Linked DNA regions of Homo sapiens: region 1 is linked to region 2. A link is an interaction called in ENCODE POLR2A ChIA-PET data of the cell type or tissue named here. Cell type or tissue: CD4-positive, alpha-beta T cell. All regions are shown on one strand. Each heading gives the region's core, and the rest is flanking DNA. Links, peaks and the distances in the headings are about the cores only.

Evidence for each region. ChIA-PET counts read pairs that join two places held together with the same protein. Peaks named below come from ENCODE experiments on the same cell type or tissue, not always from the same donor. Only the 100,000 strongest peaks of a DNase experiment are listed, where the experiment ranks them.
Region 1: POLR2A ChIA-PET joins it to region 2 with 5 read pairs; 7 of 35 experiments call an interaction of 5 or more read pairs at or near these places.

The regions. Positions count from the first base shown.
Region 1 is chr17:2,789,372-2,793,752 of GRCh38, reverse strand. It overlaps a transcript of RAP1GAP2 not described here. Among named protein-coding and RNA genes, the nearest start is that of RAP1GAP2, 4.9 kb to the left of the region's middle. RefSeq lists an enhancer at 849-1,088. In CD4-positive, alpha-beta T cell, for the core only: no CTCF peak of the experiment used is centred there; DNase peaks (open chromatin) are centred at 742 and 1,962; H3K4me3 peaks cover 803 bases.
Region 2 is chr17:2,842,877-2,847,257 of GRCh38, reverse strand. All of the region lies in intron 2 of RAP1GAP2 (RAP1 GTPase activating protein 2), which reads right to left. Among named protein-coding and RNA genes, the nearest start is that of RAP1GAP2, 49 kb to the right of the region's middle. In CD4-positive, alpha-beta T cell, for the core only: no CTCF peak of the experiment used is centred there; no DNase peak of the experiment used is centred there.

The DNA.
Region 1 (4,381 bases), core at 252-4,251, 54 kb after region 2:
CCGGGTATAGGAGAGCCAGCCGTACGAATAAAGAGTTATTCCTAAAGCCAGTATGAGTTGGATTTCTTTCATTCTCCATTAATAAAGTCCCAACTAAAGAAAAGAGCTTGACAAGTGAACAAGTGAAAGTGGGAACAGTCAGCCCACCTGGCCTCCCGCCGCTGACAGCAACACCTGCTCTAGGCCAAGCACCATGCTGGGTGCAGAAAGCACCAGGGTGAGCCAGGTACAGCCCACAGCCTCAGTTGGGAGGTGCTGGGGTTGGAGGTGTTGCATACGTTGCAAGAATTCCTGTTGCAGGCCGGGTGCAGTGGTTCACGCCTGTAATCCCAACACTTTGGGAGACCGAGGCAGGGAGATCACCTGAGGTCAGGAGTTCGAGACCAGCCTGGCCAACATGGTGAAACCCTGTCTTTACTAAAAGTACAAAAATTAGCCGGGCGTCGTGGCACATGCCTGTATTCCCAGCTACTCAGGAGGCTGAGACAGGAGAATCGCTTGAACCTGGGAGGCAGAGGTTGCAGTGAGCCAAGATCACGCCACTGCACTCCAGCCTGGGCGACAAGAGCGAAACTCTATCTCAAAAAAAAAAAAAAAAATCCTGTTGCAAATTACTTTTTTAAAAAATCAGTTAGAGGGAGTTAATGACAGGCCCATCTTTGGAGTATACGTTGATGCGCTTTCATACATGAGAGAGAAGCGGGGTGATAGTCACATCACACTTGGGCACGCCTCACCACCCACACTGACCACATGTGAAAGCTGCCCGCCGCATGCATTCTAGGGGAAGACAAAGCTGACAGATGCTTTTATCTGGGGCCTCCCGGTCTATGGAGACAGCCAGGTAAATGCCCAGCTATGAACACCTGGACCAAGTGTTCCCAGAGCCGGGACAGACTCCGGCCCAGGCACAGACATCTGAACGGCAGCCTGGAGACAGGGAAGGGGTGCGTTTCGAGGCCTCCGCTGCTGCCACCCTGAGGCTGGTTTCCCCCACCGGGGGGTGTGCCCCTGACAGCCACAAACAACACTCCTGAGTCAGACACCCGGCCAAGGAGCAGGACTGGCCCGGCTGCCGGCCCTGCAGAACCCACAGCCTGGACTTCTTCGATGCCGCTGGGATCCAGGAACCTTGGAGAAACCAGGAGGATCCAGGGGCCCACACGTCCCCAGACTGAGGGCTGGAAAGGGGGAAGGGACTCTCCCAGACGGCTCATGGCCCATCATGAGCCCTGCAGGGTGTGAGAGTCTTCCTAGGGCCTTTCCCACGCTGCCTTCCTCTCCTTCCTTGGGGCCCAGCGACCTTGGGCAAGTTACCTAATCTCTCCAGGCCTCAGTTTTCTCTTCTGTAATTTGGGGAGGCTGCCACCACCTTCACGAGTTTATCAGCAAACAGAAACACTGAGCACGGGGCTCCAAGGCCGTCACGGGAGCTGCTATCATTACTGTCAAGGACGATTCTGTCCCTGCTTCAGTCCCGCGCAGCTTCTTGACCCCCTGCTCTGACCCTGTGATTCCTCTTCCATGTGCCGTGCACAGCAAGGAGACTGTGGGCTCCCTGGGAAGGATTGTGAGTCAAGAGACAAGGGAAGCGGCCAGGCGCACTGTCTCACGCCTGTAATCCCAGCACTTTGGGAAGCCGAGGCAAGCGGATCACCTGAGGTCAGGAGTTCAAGACCAGCCTGGCCAACATGGTGAAACCCCACCTCTACTAAAAACACAAAAATTAGCCAGGCATGGTGGCGGGCACCTGTAATCACAGCTCCTCGGAAGGCTGAGGCAGGAGAATCGTTTGAGCCTGGGAGGCGGAGGTTTCAGTGAGCCAAGACCGTGACATTGCACTCCAGCCTGGGTGACAGAGTGAGACTCCATCTCAAAAAAAAAAAAAAAAAAAAGAGAGAAAAGGGAAGCGGTCTGTGAAGCAGGCCCAGCCCTCCTGGCCCCATCAAGCACAGCCCAGCTTCCTCCCAGAGCTCAGCTGACTCTCAGCAGCCAGCGGGGAGAGGAGGATGAGCTGCGGGCACAAGAGAGCCAGGGCAGCACCGGCATCTGTGAGTCTCCTGTGGGCCAGCGCGGACCAAAGCGCTTAGCTTTTCAGCCTCACAACCCCTCTGAGAGGGTGCCCTGTTATCCCATTTTACAGATAGGAACACTGAGGCTCAGGGAAGTGAAGGAATCCAACCAAATTAACCCAGCTTGATGATTATCAGCCCCACTAATTCTGGATCCACAGAAATGCACAGTGCATCAGTGCCCATGTTACAGACAGGAAAAGTAAGGTCCTAAAGCAAAACTCAGCTCATCACTGGGGAGAGAATAATGAAGATGGAAAGAGCAAGTACCCAGCTACCCCCAATGCCTGGCTGGACGGGCTCCTTCTCTCTCAGGCTCAAAACGCTTCCCAGAGCCTGCTGTGGGTCACAGTTCACAAGGGCTGTAGGTGTTTCTCGGGGACCAGCCTGGGGCAAAGTCCCAGCCAGAGTCCCAACCCCAGGGCAGAGCTCCAGGGAACTCACCCAGTTCGATGGGCATTTTTTTTTCTTTTTTAGAGAAGGGGGCTCGTTCTGTCACCCAGGCTGGAGTGCAGTGGCACTATCTCAGCTCACTGCAACCTCCGCCTCCCAGGTTCAAGTGATTCTCCTGCCTCTGCCTCCAGAGTAGCTGGGATTACAGGCACCTGCCACCACACCTGGCTAATTTTTGTACTTTTAGTGGAGATGGGGTTTTGCCATGTTGGCCTGGATGGTCTCGAACTCATGACCTCAAAAGATCCGTCCACCTCAGCCTCCCAAAGTGCTGGGATTACAGGCGTGAGCCACGGCGCTCGCAGCGCCCGGCCTCTACGGGCTTTTGAGGCAGGTAGAGCCAAGAAAGCTGGCTGGGCTCAGAGGAGGGGGCAGTTCAGGCTCCTGTCAGCAGCAGCCCCTCCACTGTGTCCCCTGGCCCTCGGGGCAGGACGGGAGGAAGGGACAATGTGGTTTCCTCTGCTCGAGCAGCTCAGACCTCATAGCCACCAGTGGGAGCTGAAAGATGAGACAAGCTCCTTCCCCAGGCATGGGGATGAGGCAGTTACAGGAAGCTCAGGAAACAGATGTCCCGAGTGAAGCAGGCACTAGGTGGTCTGACCCAGATCCTCCCCCATCCAGACAGTAGTACCCATTCCAGCCCCAGTACTAACCCCCTGGAGCTCAGCTCTCATCCCAGATCCACCTCTAAGTCACTGGGGGCAGGTGACCTACTCTTTTGAGACTTCAGCCTACTAGTCATCCAAGGGGAGACTTAGACTGGCCTCTGCTTCCTTCATAAACCATATGAAGATAAAGGGTGATAGAGAGGTCGGGTGCGGTGGCTCACGCCTGTAATCCCAGCGCTTTGGGATTACACCTGCCAAGGCGGGTGGATCACCTGAGGTCGGGAGTTTGAGACCAGCCTGACCAACATGGAGAAACCCCGTCTCTACTAAAAATACAAAATTAGCTGGGTGTAGTGGCTCATGCCTGTAATCCCAGCTACTCGGGAGGCTGAGGCGGGAGAATTGCTTGAACCCAGGAGGTGGAGGTTGCAGTGAGCTGAGATCATGCCGCTGCACTCCAGCCTGGTGACAGAGGGAGACTCCATCTCAAAACCACCAAAAAAAAAAAAGGATGATGGAGAAAGATGCTGGTCTCCAGGGAAACAGGGCACAGTGGGCATTCAGGGCCAGCAACCCCACATTAGTGAAGAATTCACGCCTCAGGGTCAAGATAAAAACAGCACCTAGCATCTGCATAGTGATTTACAGTCCACAGATCACTGCCCACCTGCACTATCTCAAGGTCCAGACTAAATTTCCCATTGCACAAGTGCTGAAAAGCAAGATGATGGCAGATTGCAAAGGGAGGGCTTGTAAAAACTGAGTTCCAAGAGCAGGGCCCAGACATATACCACAATTGCACAATTTATTTATTTACTTTTTTTTTTTTTTTTTTTTTCAGATGGAGTCTCACTCTGTCGCCCAAGCTGGAGTGCACTGGTGCAATCTCGGCTCACTGCAGTCTCTGCCTCCCAGGTTCAAGCAATTCTCCTGCCTCAGCCTCCAGAGTAGCTAGGACTACCAGTACACGCCACCATGCCTGGCTAATGTTTTTTTTTTTTTTTTTTTTTTTAGTAGAGACTGTCTGTGAGTCGTTTCACCATGTTGGCCAGGCTGGTCTTGAACTCCTGACCTCAGGTGATCTGCCCGCCTCAGTTTCCCAAAATTATTGCAGTTTATTCTTATCTGTTCAGTAAGGTCCATCTGCCAAGAGAGTTTTAGCCACACATGGCTCTGAACTAAAGAAGCTACGAAGTTTACTACAGTTAAAAATTTTAAATAATAACAAGGTATCACTTTTACCCATCA
Region 2 (4,381 bases), core at 245-4,244:
AGGCGGGTGGATCACGAGGTCAGGAGTTCGAGACCAGTCTGGCCAACATGGTGAAACCCCGTCTCTACTCAAAATACAAAAATTAGCCAGGCAACGTGGCGGGCGCCTGTAATCCCAGCTACTCGGGAGGCTGAGGCAGGAGAATCGCGTGAACCAGGGAGGTGGAGGTTGCAGTGAGCCGAGATCGCGCCACTGCACTCCAACCTGGGCGACAGAGCAAGACTCCGTCTCAAAAATAAACAGATAAAAATAAAGGCAGGTTTGATGGAATCTTTTTGTGGTGACTCAAATCCATTATTATCAACACTACCATTATTATCAACTACTATTGTGAGCTAAAATGCAGTTAGGAATTGACAGGCCATTGAGAGGAGATGCCCACTTGTCCCTAGGCTTAATGGCCCCAAACAGCTGTGGTGCAAAGACACTACAGTGAGGGAATAAAAATACATATGCTGCAGTCAGACGAACCTGGGTTAGAATCCTACCCCCAGCTTTTACTATGCATGCGGCCTTGGACTAGGAATTCACCCCCTCTGTGCCTCAGTGTCTTCATCTGTAAAATGGGAATAACAACAGTGCCAACCTATTAGCTACTGCAAGGATTCAGTGAACATGCATGCTCTACACAAAGACTTGCATGACAATGTTCATCACCATTTTATTCAAAATAGCCAAAGTTGGCCAGGCATGGTGGCTCATGCCTGTAATCCCAGCTACTCGGGAGGCTAAGGCAGGAGAATCACTTGAACCTGGGAGGCGGAGGTTGCAGTGAGCCGAGATTGCACCACTGCAGTCCAGCCTGAGTGACAGAGTGAGATTCCATCTCAAAAACAAAACAAAACAAAACAAACCGCCAAAGTCGGAAAGCAGCCCAAGTGTCCATCAACAAGCTGTGGTACATCCCCGCGGTGGAATACGACCCAATAATAAAGGGGAACAAAACATGGACACATGCAACAACAAGGAAGCACCTCAAAAGCAAGATCTAAGTGAAAGAAGCCAGACACCAAAAAATGCTTAAAATGCTTCAACGGGATTCCATTGATGAGAACTTTTTTTTTTTTTTTCAATTGAGACAGAGTCTCGCACTGTTGCCCAGGGTGGAGTGCAGTGGTGCAATCTCGGCTCACTACAACCTCCACCTCCCGGGTTCAAGCAATTCTCCAGTCTCAGCCTCCCAAGTAGCTGGGATTACAGGCTCCCAATACCACGCTCGACTAATTTTTTGTATTTTTAGTAGAGACTCGGTTTCACCATGTTGGTCCAGCTGGTCTCGAATTCCTCACCTCGGAATTCACCCGCCTTGGCCTCCGAAAGTGCTGGAATTACAGGCGTGAGCCACCACACCCGGCTGATAAGAAATTTTATTTTATTTTATTTTATTTATTTATTTTAAGACAGAGCCTCACTCTGTCACCCAGGTTAGAGTGTAGTGGTGCGACCTCGGCTCACCAAAACCTTCGCCTACAGGGTTCAAGCGATTCTCCTGCCTCAGCCTCCAGAGTAGCTGGGATTACAGGCGCCTACCACCACGCCCAACTAATTTTTGTATTTTGAGTAGAAATGGGGTTTCACCATGTTGGTCAGGCTGGTCTCGAACTCCTGACCTCATGATCCGCCCGCCTCAGCCTCTCAAAGTGCTGGGATTACAGGCGTGAGCCACCACACCCAGCTGATAAGAAGTTTTAAAACAATCTAAGATACAAAAACATTAGAACAATGGCTGCCTCTGGATGTGGGAGATTTTTCTGGACAGACAGAAATGTTCTATATCAGGATGGAAGAAGGATCCATTTGTCCAAAATGTATAATGAAGATTTGTGCATTTACATGCCTGTAATCCCAGCACTTTGGGAGGCCAAGGCAGGTGGATCACTTGAGGTCAGGAGTTCAAGACCAGTCTGGCCAATATGGTGAAACCCCGTCTCTAGTAAAAATACAAAAATTAGCTGGGCGTGGTGGTGGGCGCCTGTAATCCCAGCTACTCTGGAGACTGAGGCAGGAGAATCACTTGAACCCGGGAGGCAGAGGTTGCAGTCAGCTGAGATCATGCAACTGCACTCCAGCGTGAGCAACAGAGTGAGACTCCGTCTCAAAACAAAAAACAACAACAAAAAAAGACTGAGGCACTGCTGGGTGCCTCTGGGCTAGAACTTATGTAGTCAGTGCCATACATGTGCAGGGATGAGGGTACTAGGCACAGTGTGCAGGCCGGGACCAGATGAGGCGGGGACACTGATTCTTTCATTCAACCTCCTGGGGACCACCCCGTGGACTGCAGAAACTGGCAGGGGTTGGTTGCCAGCTCACACGCCTGACTAACTAGAAAACTTATAGGTTGGGGACCCTTTTACCCGACTCCTAATAAATTCTAATTTATTTCCCTGTTGTCTGAATTCATCTCTTTCTCCTCTATCAGTCCCTGAAGAGAACTCTGGGTTGGGTCCAGGGGAAAATGCCCCTCTTTGTGGGTGTAATCAAAGACTTTCCGGCTTGGCTTAGCCAACGACAGTTTCCTTCGTGACAGAAGGAAGGACAACAGTTTCCTTCTGGACTCTGAGTCACTGATGTGTTAATGATCCTTCCCACCCCGACATTAAGTCCTTTTAGCCTAAAAGGTAAACACAAAGCTCATCTTCCCTAGGTGTTGACACAGACTCCCAGAGCTTCACCCAGCCGGGAGCTGAGCTCCAAACCTCCTGCTGAGCAACTGCAGGTCTGCAATGTGCAAGCTTTCCACCAGGCCTGCTTTCTGGGGCTTTTCCACCCCCTTTCCATAAGGAAAATCCTTCCAGCTGTCTAGCCTCCATCACTCCTGTTGTAATCAAAGCTCTTTCGTGTAAGCAACTCCCTCTCTACTCTTAGGGGAAAAAAATTCAGTTCCCACTCTCTGAACCCTCCAAGTCCCAAAGCAGCTTCAGAAACCGCGCTGGCCGGCCGGGCGCAGTGGCTCATGCCTGTAATCCCAGCACTTTGGGAGGCCGAGGCGGGCAGATCACGAGGTCAGGGGATCAAGACCATCCTGGTTAAAATGGCGAAACACCATCTCTACTAAAAATACAAAATATTAGCCAGGCATGGTGGCGGGCGCCTGTAGTCCCAGCTACTCCGGAGGCTGAGGCAGGAGAATGGCGTGAACCCAGGAGGCAGAGCTTGCAGTGAGCCGAGATCGAGCCACTGCACTCCAGCCTGGGCGACACAGCAAGACTCCGTCTCAAAAAATAAATAAATAAAAATAAAAATAAAAAAAAGCGCGCCGGCCATCTTCCTTTTACCCAACGCTCCAAACTCTTTGCTTCTGTCCATTTCCTCCACCCCCGCCCCCAACCCCTCGCTCACTGTACCCACAAGGCAGAATCAGGGGCTCTGTGGGTCACAAATGATGGATCACAGCTGATAACTAAAGGACTTAAGTGTGCCAATCACGTCCTCCCAATCACAGGGGGAAAGATGTTGCCCAGGCAAGGCCAGTAGTGACCTTCACGTGGCCCCATGTCAGCAATAAGAAGTACACTCAGCATGACTCTGGGAAGGCGAAGCTCTTGTCTTTCTTGGAGAACCTGGACGGAAACCATCTCAGCCCCACCCCGCCCCACCCTGCAAGGTAGTGGGAGGCAGGAGACTTTATTAATGATGCAATGTAACTGAACCACCAAATGGGGAAATTGGGCCGGGCACGGTGGCTCACACCTGTAATCCCAGCACTTTGGGAGGCTGAGGTGGGTGGATCACTTGAGGTCAGGAGTTCGAGACCAGCCTGGCTAACATGGTGAAACCCCGTCTCTACTAAAAATACAAAAAAGTAGTCAGTCATGGTGGCATGCACCTGTAATCCCAGCTACTCAAGAGGCTGAGGCAGGAAAATAGCTTGAACCCAGGAGGTGGAGGTTGCCGTGAGCCGAGATCGCGCCACTGCACTCCAGCCTGGGCGACAGAGCGAGACACCATTAAAAAAAAAAAAAAAGGGAAATTAACTGAGTTGTTTCTCCACCATAGACCTATCCCAAAAGCATGTTGCCTCCCAGAGAGGGCTTCCTTGACCACTCACCTGCAGGACACACCCTTAGTGATTCTGCACCTAGCCGCTGGCTTGTTTTCTTCATGTATTATTCCAGGTTGAGGTTTTGGGTTTTTTGTTGTTGCTGATTTGTCTGTGTGCTTGTTTTCTTGTCTATTTGCCCCACACCAGCCCCCGGTGGAATGTATACTCCACGGAGGCAGACACCGTGTACACCTTAGTCATCGCCCTACCCCACACTCAGGATGGCGTCTGCTCTACGCTAGCCCTCAATAAATACCATGGAAAGAAAAGAAGGGGAAAGACGGAAGGGAGGAAGAGAGAGAAAAGAAGGAGGATTCCATGTTCTGGAGCCTCAGC